3 separate regions of the Homo sapiens genome follow, and regions 2 and 3 are each linked to region 1. Evidence: read pairs that join two places in POLR2A ChIA-PET (ENCODE). Cell type or tissue: MCF 10A. All regions are shown on one strand. Region 1 holds the start of ZNF551 (zinc finger protein 551). Region 2 has its middle 4.9 kb from the start of ZNF552. Region 3 holds the start of ZNF552 (zinc finger protein 552).

What was found. ChIA-PET counts read pairs that join two places held together with the same protein. Peaks named below come from ENCODE experiments on the same cell type or tissue, not always from the same donor. Only the 100,000 strongest peaks of a DNase experiment are listed, where the experiment ranks them.
Region 2: POLR2A ChIA-PET joins it to region 1 with 10 read pairs; 11 of 35 experiments call an interaction of 5 or more read pairs at or near these places.
Region 3: POLR2A ChIA-PET joins it to region 1 with 10 read pairs; 11 of 35 experiments call an interaction of 5 or more read pairs at or near these places.

Annotation. Positions count from the first base shown.
Region 1 is chr19:57,680,628-57,683,127 of GRCh38, reverse strand. It overlaps ZNF551 (zinc finger protein 551), which reads right to left and starts at 1,151. Exons shown (of 3, transcript NM_138347.5): 1 at 884-1,151. The coding sequence starts at 964. RefSeq lists a silencer at 711-780 and an enhancer at 836-1,459. In MCF 10A, a CTCF peak has its summit at 1,426; a DNase peak (open chromatin) is centred at 1,217.
Region 2 is chr19:57,818,536-57,821,035 of GRCh38, reverse strand. No RefSeq gene overlaps it. Among named protein-coding and RNA genes, the nearest start is that of ZNF552, 4.9 kb to the right of the region's middle. RefSeq lists an enhancer at 1,127-1,356. In MCF 10A, no CTCF peak of the experiment used is centred here; a DNase peak (open chromatin) is centred at 1,365.
Region 3 is chr19:57,813,473-57,815,972 of GRCh38, reverse strand. ZNF552 (zinc finger protein 552) reads left to right here and starts at 1,060. Exons shown (of 3, transcript NM_024762.3): 1 at 1,060-1,262. The coding sequence starts at 1,230. RefSeq lists an enhancer at 736-785. In MCF 10A, no CTCF peak of the experiment used is centred here; a DNase peak (open chromatin) is centred at 1,012.

The DNA of each region.
Region 1 (2,500 bases):
CAGAACCAGATCACCTCCCTCTTCCACTCCAAACCTCCCACTGTTACTATTAAGTAACGAATAGACAACTCAACTTCTCAGGGAACCATTCCGGGTCTGACTTCTACTACACTGCTCCCTGTTCTCATGAAAAGAAAATAATTGTAGGTTCCTGAACTATCTTAGCCTCCTCTCCAAACTTAGCATATACTGGTAACTTTGCCTTGGACAACCTTCTACATCTCCTTTCCCCCGGCTGCCAACAGCTTCATATAATCTAACCTGGACTTAAGACTCTGGGCTTTGTATTTGCTCAAAGTCTCAGGGCCCAAGGCTAGACGAGTGGCGAGGCTCAGGTCGCCCAATGACCCTGGTCCAGTTTTGGAGCCAGGTGGCCTGGGCTGGCTGCACTATCTCCGCACCTCAGTTCTCAGTGCTGACTTTACCAGCTGCGTGAGCTTGGACAAGAACTCAGTCTTCCTATGCCTAACTACTATTACCTCTCTTCAGCCTGTTCTTCCCCTGAGCAACTTTTGGATAGCTTTAGGAAATCCTAGCCCAGTGTCCCTATCTGTTCACAAATCTCGAAGGCTGCCAGTGTCCTCAGAATCGTCAAATTCGTCAGGTGCAACTCTGCCTCACTCTATGTTCCTGCAGACCCGAGACGGACCCCAGGCTCCTGAATCCCCCCCAGCTTAGTCGCAGCTCCAAGTTCTGCACGCGCCAGTCAACTGCCCGTCACATTTCCGTACACACTGGGCGTCACAAACGGGTCCAATCCACAAGCGCCTTCTTGTCCAGGGTACTGGGGCCTGGGCTGCAGGGCTGTGAGCAGGCATCCCTCACTGGGCCTTAAGGCTTCTGCTGGGGGAGGTAGGCGAGACCCGGAGGACGCACAACTCACCTGAGCCGAGTCCCTCAGCGCGACTGCCGCCATTGAGCTCCGTGGACTAGGCGGGGAGCGGCGGCCGACCGGGGCGGGCATTCGAACACAACAGTCCCTATCCCGGGCCTGGCGCAGCTCACCCGAGGTGGTGTCGCAGAACCTCTGGCCCACTTTCGCGACTTCTCTGTCCCGTCCCTCAGTCGCGACCTCCACTGCAGAAACTGGCGGGCTGGACAAACAGGACAGAGGCCAAAATGACCGCCACGAGGAGGACGCCGGAAGTTCCGGCCCGTCGCGCTGCGCGTGCGCGGAAGTGTTGCTATCCTGGGCTGTCATTGGCTCAACTCCGCCGCCGTTTTGCGCTCTGCACTCTGGATAATGTAGTTTCCAAAACTCCACGGAGCTCTTCGGAGTGTGTCCACTGCTTTGACCTCTGCGAACTTGTATTCTGAGGTGCTGTGCCCCGTGCAGGGAAATGGCGACTTCGGCCTCTAGGGGAGAAGGAGGTATTTACTCCTTCTTAAAGGGGCTTTTCCCAGATTTCTGGGAAGTGTTTTCCGTAACTGATCACTTAAGTGTTTAGAGACATTATTTCAGACTCCACGAAGCTCAGGGTGCCCCTAGAGGCAAACAAATATTATTTCAGGGGGTTGGGCGCGGTGGCTCACGCCTGTAATCCCAGCACTTTAGAAGGCCGAGGCGGGCGGATCACCTGAGGTCAGAAGTTCGAGACCAGGCTGGCCAACATGGCGGAACCCCATCTCTACTAAAAATACAAAAATTAGTCGGGCGGGCCGGGCGCAGTGGTTCACGCCTGTAATCCCAGCACTTTGGGAGGCCAAGGTGGGTGGATCACGCGATCAGGAGTTCGAGACCAGCCTGGCCAACATGGTGAAACCCTGTCTCTACTAAAAATACAAAAATTAGCCGGGCATGGTGGCGAGCGCCTGTAATCCCAGTACTTGGGAGGCTGAGGCAGGAGAATCGTTTGAACCTGGGAGGCAGAGGTTGCAGTGAGTCGAGATCACGCCATTGCACTCCAGCCTGGGCGACAGGGGGAGACTCCGTCTCCAAAAAAAAAAAAAGAAAAAAAAAATTTGGATTTTGGAGCATTTTGGATTTTAGATTTTTGGCTCAGGGATATTCAACCTGTATTTTGTTCTCATTAAATAGGTTCCTCTTTCACTTTGTTATTGTTTGATATACTAAAGTTTTAATTTTCATGAAGTCTAATTGGTCTATTTTTCTTTTGTCACATGTGTATTTGGTGTCAAATCCAAGAAATTATGGCCAAATTCAATGTCATAAAACTTTCACCCTATATTTTCTTTTAAGTGTTTTATAGTTTTGGGTCTTATGTTTAGGTTTTTAGTCCATTTTGAGTTCATTTGTGTTTTTGGTGTTAGGTAAGGGTTCACCTTCATTCCTTAGCATGTGAATATTTCATTTTCCCAGCATCATTTGCTGAAAAGATCATCGTTTCCCCATTGAGTGGTCTTGGTAGCCTTGTTGAGATCATTTGACCATATACATTACTATTGCAAATGATATTGTTTTCTTAATTTCCTTTTCAGATTTTTCATTGTTAGTGTATGGAAGGGCATATGAGTTTTACATGTTGACTTTTGCATGTTG
Region 2 (2,500 bases), 140 kb before region 1:
TCTTCAAAACTCTCCATGGCTTCTAGTGTCCTCATGATGAATGCACAGCCCTCAGCCTGTGTGCTCTTCCAGGAGTAGCTCTGCCTCAAACTTTGTTCCCGACAGGTGCCTGTGGACCCCAGGTTCCATCCTCCCAGCTGCCTCCATCTCCAGACCATCGCCTAGGCCCCTCCCTGTGCCTGTTGCTCTCCCCACCGCATCGCACTGATGTCAAACACAGGTGAAACCGTCTTTGCAAAATTATAACTGAGGAAATTATGACAGTGAAAGAAATCAGACCTAACCGACTCCATCTTGCTTTTAACCTTTAAGCTGTCCTTGTTCATTCCTGGGCACAGGCTGAATTAACTTAGGGAAGGAATTCAGTTCATGGTTTCACTCTGAAACAAAATTGATAACAGCCCTTTCCTGAAAAGACTCCCTTCTTGCCTGGGGACCAGCCTGCCTTTGCAGGACTAACAGTTTAGCTATAAGATTAGAAATTACCGTTTAGGGGTCATGTAGCTTCTGGCTCCAAGAGTCTGAACCTCGCCAAGTTGCTCCTGAAGATAACATAACAATTGTAAAAGCTAAGATCAGTGCTTGAGGTATTTTGGAGATCCTACACTGGATGGATCAGCTGACAACACACAGACCGGTAATCTGGGTCAATCAGTTCTGCCATCCCACCCACAACAGAAAACAGCATGAAAAACTCACTTCAACCCTCTATAAATCCATCTCCAACCTGACCGTTCAGCACTCCCCACTTCCCAAGCCCCTACCCGCCAAATTAACTTTGAAAACTCTGATCCAGAAATGCTCGGGGAGACTGATTTGAATAATAATAAAACTCCTGTCTCCCGAACAGCCGGCTCTGCGTGAATTACTATTTCTCCTTACAATTCCCCTGTCTTCACAAATCGGCTCTCTCTAGGCAGCTGGCAAGGTGAATCCACTGGACGTTTACACAGGGACCCCTCCTGCCAGCGCCTCAGTGTCCCTACGCCGGGTACCGGCTACAGACCCGTGAGCAGGAGCCTCTCCCTCGCTGGTTTAGGACCTGGGTGACGATGAGGTGACCTGAGGGCACAGAAAACGCCACAATTACCTGAGTAGGGCGCCTCGGCGCAGCCGCAGCCATCGGACTACTTGGGGAAAGCACTGCCCGGGAGCAGCAGGCGCCCTCACCGGGCTGCAGAGCCGCCTCTGTGCACCGAGAACGGTTCCTCTCCACCTTCTGGGTTCATTCACCGCAGTCCCACGTAGCAGTCCGGGGCCACTCACTGGGCAAACACGCGTATCGCAGATCAACGTGGCCGCTACAAGAGGACCCCGGAAGTCTCGGCCCTACATTAGGCGCACACACGGAAATGCTTCTTTCCGAGCCCTCATTGGCTCTGACGGCATTCATTCAACGCAGAGCTTTCTGAGTAATGTAGTTGACCAGGTTTCAAGGCTGTAAAGAGGGCGCTACCCAGAGGTGCATCTGCAGGAAAAGCCCACCGTCATGTCAGGAACTCTCCTTAAAAGCGCGCCCTGAGGCCGGGCGCGGTGGCTCACGCCAGTAATCCCAGCACTTTTGGAGGCTGAGGCGGGCGGATCGCGAGGTCAGGAGATCGAGACCATCCTGGCTAACACGGTGAAACCCCGTGTCTACTAAAAATTCAAAAAAAAAAAGTTAGCTGGGCGTGGTGGCGGGCGCCTATAGTCACAGCTACTCTGGAGGCTGAGGCTGGAGGAGAATGGCGTGAACCTCCTTGCAGTGAGCTGGGATCGCGCCACTGCCCTCCAGCCTGCGCGACAGAGCAAGACTCTGTCTCAAAAAAAAAAAAAAAAAAAAAAAAAAGGCGCCTTTCTAGGGCAGAGGAGGGGTCTCACCTAGCCTTAGAAGCCGTATTGAGATTCCTGGAGACTAGTGTCTGTAACTAATCACTCAAGAATTTGGAAAAATACTACTTCAGATTTCGGGGAGCTCAAGGTAAATAATAGGGAGCTCAAGCTGAAACTATTATTTAGGATTCTCCCAAAGGCTAAAAATCCAAATTACCACACCGTTTGAAACAGTCGTTCAGTCGCAAAATACCTGCACTGGAAGCAGAAGCTGATAAGCGTTGTTGTGTTATAATGTGTCTGAAGGCCCTCAGAAGCCTTAGAGTGCCTAAGGCAAATGAAGGAAGTTAGGGATGTGCTCCCCTACAGCAGGAGTGCAAAGCTGAATCTCTGTGATTCCTACAGAAAACAACTCTCCTGCTGATAGAATCTGTGAAAGGAAAATCTTGTGGCCTCAAAATTACTAAGCTAAAGGGAAAAGTCAATCTGGGAACTGCTCAGGGCAAACTTGCCTCCCATTCTATTCAGTCATTGCTCTCCTCACTGAGATAGGTGCATAGTCTGATTGCCTCCTTTGGAAACACTTATCAGAAACTAAAAAGAATCCAACTATTTGTCTCTCACCTACATGTGACCTGGAAGTCCCCTCCCTGCTTGGAGTTGTCCCCGCCTTTCTGGTCAGAACCGA
Region 3 (2,500 bases), 130 kb before region 1:
GACTCCAAGTGCCTGTTCCTTCCCAGTGTTCAGCCGCTGCATTGATCCTCTGTGGGGGCCTGCCACACGCCACTCTGGCGAGGTGTTCCACTGGGGCAATTGCCTACCCGGGAGTGCTCTCAGGTTCTGCGTCCCTCAAGCTGGCCAGAGTCCCCTGTAGGGATGCTCCACAGGGCAGGCCTAAGCTGCCTAAGGGGCTGCCTCGACTATCTGTTAATCACCTGGCTTCCCAGTCAGGGAACCAAGAAATGTAGCAGGACAAGCCGCAGGGCTGTATTCAGCCTGGAGCTTTGGCAAGACTCACATCTCCAACTACCAAGCTCCCCAAGTGAGGAATTCCTGTCCCTTTTAAGGGCTTACAACTCTAAGGGGGTCCACATGAGAGGTTTGTGATCGATTGAGCAAGCAGGGGGTACACGACTGGGGGCTGCATGCAGTGGTAATCAGAACGGAACAGAACAGGACAGGGATTTTCACAATGCTTTTCCATACAATGTCTGGAATCCATAGATAACATAACCGGTTTGGTCAGGGGTCGATCTTTAACCAGGCCCAGGGTTGGCACCTGGCTGTCTGCCTGTGGATTTCATTTCTGCCTTTTAGTTTTTACTTGTTTCTTTGGAGGCAGAAATTGGGCATAAAACAATATGAGAGGTGGTCTCCTCCCTTAACAGCACAAACGCTTAATTAACATTTCTTTTTCTTTTGAGACAGGTTCTGTCGCCCAGGCTGGAGTGCAGTGGTGCAGTCATAGCTCAGTGCAGCCTGGACCACCTGGGCTCAAGCAGTCCTGACACCTCAGCCTCTCAAAATTTGGGATTACAGGCGCGCGCCACCGTGCGGGTCAGGAGGCTTCCCTGAGGGCCCCGGAGGTGGAGCTGGGCTTTTCCTTCCGAAGCGCCCCTGGGAATCTCTCTCTTTACGGCCTTGGAACCTGGGAAACTACATTACCCAGAAAGCTCTGCGTCAAATGACAGCACGGCAGAGCCAGTGAGAGTTCACATTGAAGGCGTTTCCGTGTGCGCAAGTAAGGTAGAGGCGGGACTCCCGGCGCCCTTTAGTAGCGACCATTTCCATTGGCGTTAGGGAGTCCTTGGAGCGCTGTGTTGGGACCGTGGTGGTGACTGGATCCAGGAGGTCGAGAGTCGTTCTTCTCTTTGCACAGACGTGACTCTGCAGCTCTTTAACGGCGCCCGCTGCTCTCAACCCAGCTTACCCCACGTGGTCCCATGGCGGCGGCCGCGCTAAGGTTCCCCGTTCAGGTAATTGTGGCGCCTTCCGTGCTCTCCGGTCACCTCCTAGTCACACAAGTCCTAAAGCAGCGAGGGAGCGGCACCTGTTTACGGCTCTGCAACCCGGACCCGGCGTCGGGACACTGAGGCGCTCTCGGGAGGGATCCCTGTTTCAGACACCCGTGGGATGCGGTGGGGAGAGCGACAGGTACAGGGAGGGGCGCGGGCAATGGCCTGGAGATGGACGGATCCGGGAGGATGGAACCTGGGGTCCACAGGCGCCTGTAGGGAACAACCTGTGAGGCGGAACTCCTCCTGGAAAAGCAAGGAGGCTGGGGGCTGTGAAATCATTGCGAGGACACTAGAAATAGGAGAATTTCCAAGAAAGAAGGGACTGGATCAAAGTCCAGGCTTTTAAAGTTTCCTAAAGGCCAAATAAATAACAGAGTAGAGAGGGGATGACGTTGGGGCCCTTTGAGATTGAATCCTTGTAGATCATATAGGTGGTAGAGATGACACTTTGTGCTGAGACACGCAGGTTAGACAATAGTCCAAGGTCACCTGGCTCCGTGGACACAAAAGCGTTCAGGGAGGCCTGAGCTTACCAGATCCTATCAGGGACACAGTCCTGTAAAGTCAGCCTCTTCCCTCAGGCCTTTATGGCTGTAGAAGCATTTAAGGAACGCATACAAGAAAGTGGAGGGTGGGGCCGGGTGCAGTGGCTCACTCCTGTAATCCCAGCACTTTGGGAGGCCTAGGCGGGTTGGTCCGGAGGTAGAGACCAGCCTGACCAACCATGGAGAAACCCTGTCTCTACTAAAAATACAAAATTAGCCAGGCGTGGTGGCGCATGCCTGTAATCCCAGCTACTTGGGAAACTGAGGCAGCAGACTCGCTTGAACCCGGGAGGCGGAGGTTGCGTGAGCCGAGATCGCGCCATTGCACTCCACCCTGGGTGACAGAGCGAGACTCCGTATCAAAAAAAAAAAAAAAAAAAAAAAAAAAAGAATGAGGTGCGTTCAGAGAGGGTATCTCTGCTGTGCTGAAGGTGCCACATTGGGCTTTCCATGACCTCGGCCATACTAGGGGAAGTGCCTGTCAGGAGGGGGTGGACTCTTATATCACAGCCACCGCACAGATACCTATTTGTTCAACTAACTATTGTTGTTGGTGGCTGTACCCCATGACCAGTGGGCCTAGTTTCTCCTATGTTTGAGGACCTTGAGAGGAGGATGTGCGAGAGTAGATGTGTGGGAGAGATGGATTGT